Linked DNA regions of Homo sapiens: region 1 is linked to region 2. The links are chromatin contacts, found by Hi-C or POLR2A ChIA-PET in ENCODE. All regions are on one chromosome and are shown on one strand. The core of a region is the stretch at or near the end of the contact, and the rest is flanking DNA. Distances in the headings are between cores, read along the strand shown. Region 1 holds the start of ALKBH6 (alkB homolog 6). Region 2 holds the start of APLP1 (amyloid beta precursor like protein 1).

Region 1 (3,785 bases), core at 617-3,116, 150 kb before region 2:
TAGAGATTCCCAGTAACACATCCAGAGTAGAGACCCCTGTTAGCCAGCCCTCGATCATTGAGGCCCCATTATTAACAGATACTCCCATAATAACCCCCAAATACAGACCCCATGTCACCCAGAAAGAGATTCCCTGAGTAGCACCTTCAGGCTAGTCCCTATCCCCAACCCCTCAGAGCAGATTCCCAGATTAACAGATTTCCATATCACCCCAAATGATGGTGACCCTCTCCACATAATGCATTACAACAGAACATTCTTGAATCACCCAACCCTGGATCAGAAACCTCCCCATTAACAAACACTGCCCCTTAAGTCCTCTTGAAATAAACATAGGTCACACCCCCAAAGCAAAAGAGTAACAGACATTCATGTCATTGTTCCCCATTTAACATCAGTCCTCTCAAGATGTCGTGACCCCATGGTCACCCTGAAGCCCTTAGATTCCAACCCCTCAATCAGAGACTTCCTTCATTAACAAAGACCCTTGTTCTTATCCCTCAAGAAGAAACCCACCATAACCAGCCCACTGTCACCCCTAATTTACAGACACCAAAACAGTCCTGGAAGTGCTAATTACAGGACCCCCCAAGTCTTCCTACCCTCTGCACCCTCAAGAAACCCCCAGTGCCTTGTATGAAGCCCACCCCACATGGCCCACAGCTCCTGTGCTGGCCAGACTCCCAGAAAATTCTCTATTTTTTAAGTAACGACTTCCCCCTTTGGGGGACCCCAAAATTTGGAGGCCCCATTCTAGGACTCTGGGGATCCCAAACCCTAGAGTACACACGTCCCAAACTCCCCTGTGCCCTCAAGTCCTACAGCCCCTAGAAGACCCCAATGCCGTAACTCCTAGGACCCCCAAATCATGGAATCCCAAATCCCCAGGGAATCCCAAATTTGAAAATCCAATCCCAAGTCCCCAGGAAACCCAATCATGAGGTCCTTGTGCCTGGTATGGAGGAGACTGCAGTCAGGATATGCATTCCAGGCTCCCAGACACCTCAAGCCCTATTCACAGGCACCAGGAAACCCCACACAGGAATTCCCATCCCTGGAAACTGGAGAATTTCAATGCCCCGAGTCCATGGGTTTCAAGACACCAAATTCCAAGAGCCCCAGCCCTAAGGGAACCCCAAATCCTAAAGCCTCCATCTCTAATAAATGGAAGGCCCCAAGGCCCTGAGGGGATCTCAAATCCTGGAACCCCGATTTCAATCTACGTTCTAGTCACTGGCCTCAAAGGACCCCACAGCACCTGGGCCAGACCAACAGCTCGAGGGAGAACCTGAAGGCCCAGGGGGTCCAGGGCGGACCTGGGGCCCCGACCACCAAGGACAGCTCACGACTGCCCCTTCACTGCATGTCCCCAAACTCAGCATGACTCCTGTCCTCTTCAATAAAGACGTTTCTATGGCCTCTCTGTGTCGGGTCATTGGGGGTTTCCCTTGCTGGGAGAAGACGGGAAAGGAAGTGCTTCCTTCAGTCTCACCTCCCTGCGGCGTGGGCAGGTGATGGCGCTGGCCGCGGGAAGTCCTTCTAGCAGCCTCTCATGTCTTCCCGCGGCTGTCACGGCTGCCGCCCCCGTCCCACCCATCGGGGTCCACTCCGCCAATGGCCAGGTTCAGTTCCTAAGTTCTGAGTGGCCAGTGCCAGACGACGATGCCCCGCCCACGCCCTCCTGCCAATGGCTCAGAGGCCAGGAGGCGCGGCCTATCCTTAGGCGAGCATGAAGGGGGCGGGCGAATACTGAGTGAGAGCGCCGATTGGGTGGAAGGCGGGCCCTTGAAGCCTCTGGGAGCTCCCATTGGCCTGCGGACTCTGCGTCTGTAATGTGGGGCGGAAATGGCTGGGAGGGGGATGGGGATGTTGAATTTGGAAATTGGAGGGGACGCTGGTGGACGGTCAGTTTTGGGGAGTGCTGGGGGTAGAGATGGATGTCAATAGGGCTGAAAGTGGGGATCCGGGGGAGCCCAGAGTAGGAGTCCGAGGAGGCTCAGAGCTTGGAGTCCTAAAAGGCTCGGAGTCGGGGATCTGAATGGTTCAGGGAGGGAAGAAGATTTGGGAGTCAGCCTCAGAGCTAAAGATCTCAGGGTGCTGGAGTGAAGGGGCGCTCAGGAGGGGAAATCCGAGGGGCGTCCAAATGGGGGGATCCGAGGAGGCTGAGGGTGGACATGTCTGAGGAGGCTCAGATTGGGGTCACAGGAGTGCACAGAATGGGATTCGGTGGGGGGCGGGGGTCGCTGAGTGTTGATAGCCGGGCTCACAGTTGCAGGTCTGAAGCGGGGTCTCAAGGTGTTTAAAGGGGCTCTGGAGTGCAGCCCTGGGGGCTATGTGTAGAGCTTTTGAGAAAGGCTCCCTGTGTGTGGGGCCAGAGAATGTTCTCTGTGGGAGGATTGAGAAGGCATATGTGTAGTTGGATGGGCCCTTAGTGGACAGAGTAATGGGGGATTATTCTTGGGGCTCATTGTGTCCGGGCATGGAACGTAGGGGCTCTCTGTGTGGCTTGTAAGATGCTGAAGACTCAGATTTTAGAGACCAAGTGCGTTTCAGAAGAGGGCTGAGGTGAGGCCTGGCCTGTGATGGGGTGGAATGCTGCATCATGGTGTTAGGGCGGGAGGCCTAGTGACTTCAGTATGTCCTCCCCTCCCTACAGGATTGGGTGCAAGGAGTTGGTGTTGATGGAGGAGCAGGACGCCAGAGTCCCAGCCCTGGAACCGTTCAGAGTGGAGCAGGTTGTCAGAACTCAGGGTGCAGAGGGTGAAGGAGGCAGGCTGATTCCTGAGTTCTTGGGTTGGGACTGCCCCCTTCCACCAAATTCATTCTTACTGTCAGAGTCCATTCTGGAATGGCACTGGTCCCTTGACTTTAGACCCTGACCTGTCTGAGGACATCCTGAGCCTGTCTCCAGGCATAGGGGTTGCTCTGTGATGATATGTCCTCTGTGTGGGTTGAAGGGCCACACCTTCAGGGGGTCTTTCTATCCTAGGCACCACCTGTAATCTACTATGTCCCTGACTTCATCTCCAAAGAAGAGGAGGAGTATTTGCTTCGACAGGTGACCTCAGTGCCCTACTGGTCTGTTTTCCCACTCTTCCCATATTCCTCCCCAATGTCCATCCTCTGTATGAGAGCCCCCAAGGCTGCAGTGAAGACCCCGACAGAAGGAACAAGGAAGTTACAGAGCTCATACTCCCTCTACTGAGATAGCCCAATCCTGCTAGCTTAGAGAATAGGGGGTTATAAACATAGGCTGAGATAGCCCAGTTCAGATCATTGAGACTGGGGAGTAAAGAATTTTGTATTCAGATTTCTGTGCTGAGATAGCCCAGTAAACTCTTTCCTGTGCTAAAATAGCCCAGCATAGACCCAGAGCACAATAAGGTTACCAAATACAGACCATCTACGCTGAGATGGCCCAGTCTGCATTCTGTTCTTAAGGTTTGGGGAAAGAAGAATTTTCAAAGCTCAGAGTTCCTGCCCTTTGCAGCCCCAGTGCCTAAGTTACAGAGCACAGATCTTCCCTGTGTTGGAGTAACCCACTGATCTTGAGTCCAGGAAAAAATTAGCTACAGAACACAGACTTTTTTGCTGAGATAGCCCATTCCAGACCTTTGCGTTCTTGGCATTGAAAAATCTACATATTATAGAATTCCTGGGCTGAAATAGCCCAGTACAGCTCCATAACCATGAAGGGAATGAGTAGATTATCAACTAGAGCTAGACTTGTTGGACTGAGATAGCCCATTCTAGATCATTAGGATCTTGGCAGTGGAAGATTTTCA
Region 2 (3,919 bases), core at 16-2,515:
CCCGCCTCTCCCGTTCGGCCCCGCCCACCTGTCTGCAGTACTCCAGCACGCGCTGCGGGTCCCGGAGACAGCGTCGAGAGCGCTGTGGGTCTGGTTCCCAGCGGCCGGTGCGCAGGTCCCGGTGAAGGGTTAGGCGCCCGCATAGTCCAGCCACCTGGGCCGACCCCGGGGCCTGGATGGAAGTGGAAAGGACAGTGAGGGCTCGGGGGGCGTTGGCATGAGGGTCCCCTGGTTCTTTGCTCCCTAGGACCGAGACCCCCAGCACCAGCCCCCTCCCCCAAGCACCGCACACCGCCTCCATGGAGGCACCGTTCCCTGGGAAACAGCTCCCGTAGGGCGGGGGCGCCCCAGCGCTCCCGTTGCTATGGCGACCTGGGTCCCCCGGGATTCTTTCTGCCTTGTTGCCGCGGAGACAGACTCCGCCCCCACCCCAGCGCAGCCGCTCTGGAGCCCGAAGGGGTTAAACCTGAATCGCGGAGGAGGAGGCCAGAACCCAGGAGTTCTGGCCCCTCCTCCCTCCATCCCTTGCTCAGGCTCCCGTTGCAGGATGCAAAGCTGACAAGGCCTGGCTTCAGGGGCCTACAGTCCTGGACACCAGGTCCTTGAGGACTGGAGAGCTACATCTGGTTGGGGTGGGTGGTGACTGAAGGACTGGACTCCTGGGTCCTGGGAGGCTGCAAGGGCCTCCATATGGGTCCAGAGAATACAAGGGGTCTGGATTATTGGATCTAAATGCCTCGCTGCTTGGTGGGTCCTATGTCCAGGCGGGAGGGGGTTGGGGCCGAGTCACCTGGGTCTGGAGAGGGGGCTGGACTTCTGGGACCAGGGGCTCTGAATAGACCAGTTCCTATGCTCGAGATGGGAGGGGGCTGGGACGTCGCATGATGGGGGAGCTGGGGCCTGGAACCCTGGGTTCATAAATGTGATTGGGGGCGCCTGGGGGCTGACCACCTGGCTGGAAAGACCGCGCTTTCTGCCCTGGACATGTCCGCGCCGGCGTCCAGAGACCCGGTCCCGCCCCTTCCCCCATCCCCCAGGACCCGGCCCGGCCTCACCTCGGCCGCGCCGGGGCTCCCACCGGCCAGGCTCCCGATGGCGGGCTGCGCGCGCAGAAGCAGCAGCAATAGTGGCAGCAGCAGCGGCAGCGGCGGCTGGCCCGGGCGGCGACTTAGACCGCGAGCAGCGGGGCTGGCGGGCCCCATGTCCCGGCCCTTGCGCCCTCACGTCCCCTGCACTCCCGCCCGGCCCGGCCCCAGCGGTGACAGGAGCTCCCAGCGCCACCGCCGCCACCTCCTCCTCCCGCCGCCCCCGGGCTGCGCCGGCGCCGCCAGCCCCGCCCCGCGCCGGCCCCGCCTTCCTGGTCAGGACAATAGCGTGGCGGCTTCGCGCAGAGTGGAGCAGCTCGGGAACCCCGGGCGGGAGCCTGCGCCAGGCCCCCGCCCCTCGAGATTCCAGGCGTCCCGCCCCATGAAGGGCCCAGCCAGGAGTCCGGCTATGGGCTCCGCCCGTTGTGGATTTTGAGTCCTCCCGCAGGACTCTCACCCTCTTTAGACCCAGACACTCACAGTTTTGTCCTTTTCCAAGGATGCAAGCATCAGAGACCCCCATCCCCTAGTACATTCCTCTGTTGAGGGCTCAGGAATACAGGCCTCCAAAATGTCCCCAGTCAAGAAGGCAGCAGTTGAGACCTAGTCCCTTCCTCTTTCAGATCCAGAAGTCTGGGCACCTTCTCTCTCAGGACCAGAGACCAAGCCCCCAGCCCATTCTCCTTCAGACCCAGGAGTTCACTCTTCTTGCTCTGCTTCCCAAGGGTCCCAGGGGCCTGGACCTTTAACTCCTAGCTCAAGGATCCATGAACCAAAGCCCCCAGGACCTTTCTTTAAGGATCATCCAAGCAGGCACCAGCACCATGCCCACTGTGGATGCAGCACCTCAGGATTAGGGTCTGGATCTCCACGCTTGCTGTAAGGACCAGGGGATTGCCATTTTCCTACCCATAGTCTCCCCTTCCCTGCTCCACTTCAGGGCTCACTTGTTTGTCTCCTCTAATGAGAGTTAGAATTCAGTCTTCCCCAGGACCCCTGGGGCAGCCCTGTCACTTGTGTGCAACTGTGTGGACATCTATGCGTGTGTCTGTGCATACATGCCTATGTGTGTGTCTTTTCTGTTTGCAACTCATGTGTGTGTGTGCGTGTGTGTGTGTGTGTGTGTGTGTGTGAAGATGTATATTAAAAGAGCCCATGGCTGGGCACAGTGGCTCATGCCTGTAATCCCAGCACATTGGGAGGCCTAGGTGGGCGGATCACTTGAGGTCAGGAGTTTGAGACCAGCCTGGCCAACATGGTGAAACCCTGTCTACAAACAAATACAAAAATTAGCTGGGTGTGGTGGCATGCACCTGTAGTCCCAGCTACTTGGGAGGCTGAGGTGGAAGGATGGCTTGAGCCCAGGATGCAGAGGTAGCAGTGGGCTGAGATCATGCCACTGCACTCCAATGTGGGCCATAGAGCCAGATCTTGTCTCAAGAAAAAAAAAAAAAGAGCCTAGAGTGCTTTGCAGGTAGCAAGAGGCTGAGAGGTGGCTCACAGTTTTACTCCTACAGCCACCTCATAGGCTAGGGTAGAGGAGGGACCTTGGGACAGGTCTAAGGGACCCCTTCCTTGGTGGAGAGTGATAATGCCAGTAGACTCCCTAAGACACACTTGCCTCTTTGACTTTTTTTTATTATTAAACATAAATATTTTTATCCCAATATTTTGCCCCAACAGTGGTAATTCTCACTGTATCCCCACTCCTTGGGTCCAAGTCTTTCTGAGTCTTTAAGGAAAGTAAAATCAAGATGGTGGCCATCTTGGGTTCCTAGGGAGTATATGGCCATCTTGGCTGCATTTCCATTGGCCGAGCAAAGTTCCCCTCAGGGAGAGCCAGGGTGGGGCCTGGTATGCTCTTCATCTTCATCTATCCTATGCTACCTTTCCTCTCAATGCAGATGGTCATCTTGAAATATCTTCTTTCAGTGGCTAGAAACAACTTCCATCCCGGCCCCAAACTCCCAACACCCACTGCCCTGTCCCCATCTCTCCTCAAAGGGCCTACCTGCCATCTTGAATCTCTTTTACACCGGGGAATAGGTGGGCATATTGGGTGGCCATGTTGCTCCCACTTGGGGCATCTCCTTTGGCTGAGCTGACTGTATACAAATGCTCCTGACAAATGTAATGATCTTTCCCTCCCCTTGTGTTCAGTTTTGGAGGAGTAAGGTCGCCAACTTGTCCTGGCTCCTCAGAAATCAGAACAATCCATTATGGCAAGTTGGAGATCCCAGGACTCTTCCATTGGAAAGATGTCACACGTGAGTCTGGAGACGCGGGTGGCTAGGTGTGGGGAAGGCAGCATATGGGAAGGGGGGAGTCCCGGGGGCCAGATCTGGGGGCCCAAAGGATGTGGGTTTGATGTAGCTGGTGAAAGCTCGAGGGTGGGGTGTGGTGAGATAGCCTGCCCTGGCTCTGTAAAGTCTGCAGGGGGGGACCATGCCCAGGTGTGGGTTGAAGTCATAGAAGGTAGGGGTCCCTGGGGGCCCAAGGGGGGAGGGTGGTGGCAGGAAGAGACCTCCTCCAGGGGCTTCGCCAAGGCTCAGGCTCACACTGACTCCTCGGACCTTGTAGTAACCGTTGGTTGGGTCCTGAGGGGACAAATGGGACTCAGTAAAGTCTGTGAGCGTGCAGGGGGGATGAGGGTCACTGATGGAGAGACACACTGAAATAGACCAGACCTTGAGAGAGACAAAAAGAGACAGGAGTGGGCAGAGACACAGAGACACACATGGACTGGGAGAGAGAGAAAGTGAGACAGAGGAACAGTGATAAGAGGCAAATGGATAGGACATAGGCAGAGAAAGGTAGAGACGGAGGGATATAGG

The links. Hi-C counts contacts between places; a loop is a spot of excess contacts on that map. ChIA-PET counts read pairs that join two places held with the same protein, here RNA polymerase II (POLR2A). Pooled maps may share reads with other maps.
Region 1: a map of naive thymus-derived CD4-positive, alpha-beta T cell shows a loop between it and region 2 (4-fold over the local background). The contact joins the promoter of ALKBH6 here to the promoter of APLP1 in region 2. A Hi-C loop is called at or near these places in 2 of 168 maps with a recorded cell type or tissue (dorsolateral prefrontal cortex and naive thymus-derived CD4-positive, alpha-beta T cell) and 7 of 50 pooled maps. POLR2A ChIA-PET finds 5 or more read pairs at or near these places in 6 of 52 experiments (BJ, H1, HEK293 and 3 more).

Annotation. Positions count from the first base shown.
Region 1 is chr19:36,012,294-36,016,078 of GRCh38, reverse strand. ALKBH6 (alkB homolog 6) reads left to right here and starts at 1,866. Exons shown (of 7, transcript NM_032878.5): 1 at 1,866-1,904; 2 at 2,657-2,735; 3 at 2,990-3,058. The coding sequence starts at 2,682. It overlaps CLIP3 (CAP-Gly domain containing linker protein 3), which reads left to right. Exons shown (of 14, transcript NM_015526.3): 14 at 1-1,419. It overlaps LOC101927572 (a long non-coding RNA gene), which reads right to left and starts at 1,577. Exons shown (of 4, transcript NR_170988.1): 1 at 1,493-1,577. RefSeq lists an enhancer at 1,377-1,476.
Region 2 is chr19:35,865,920-35,869,838 of GRCh38, reverse strand. It overlaps APLP1 (amyloid beta precursor like protein 1), which reads right to left and starts at 1,265. Exons shown (of 17, transcript NM_001024807.3): 1 at 1,056-1,265; 2 at 29-172. The coding sequence starts at 1,202. LOC107985317 (a long non-coding RNA gene) reads left to right here and starts at 482. Exons shown (of 4, transcript XR_001753932.2): 1 at 482-747; 2 at 1,709-1,964; 3 at 3,246-3,352. It overlaps KIRREL2 (kirre like nephrin family adhesion molecule 2), which reads right to left. Exons shown (of 15, transcript NM_199180.4): 15 at 2,703-3,682. The coding sequence ends at 3,347. RefSeq lists silencers at 1,025-1,094, 1,185-1,444.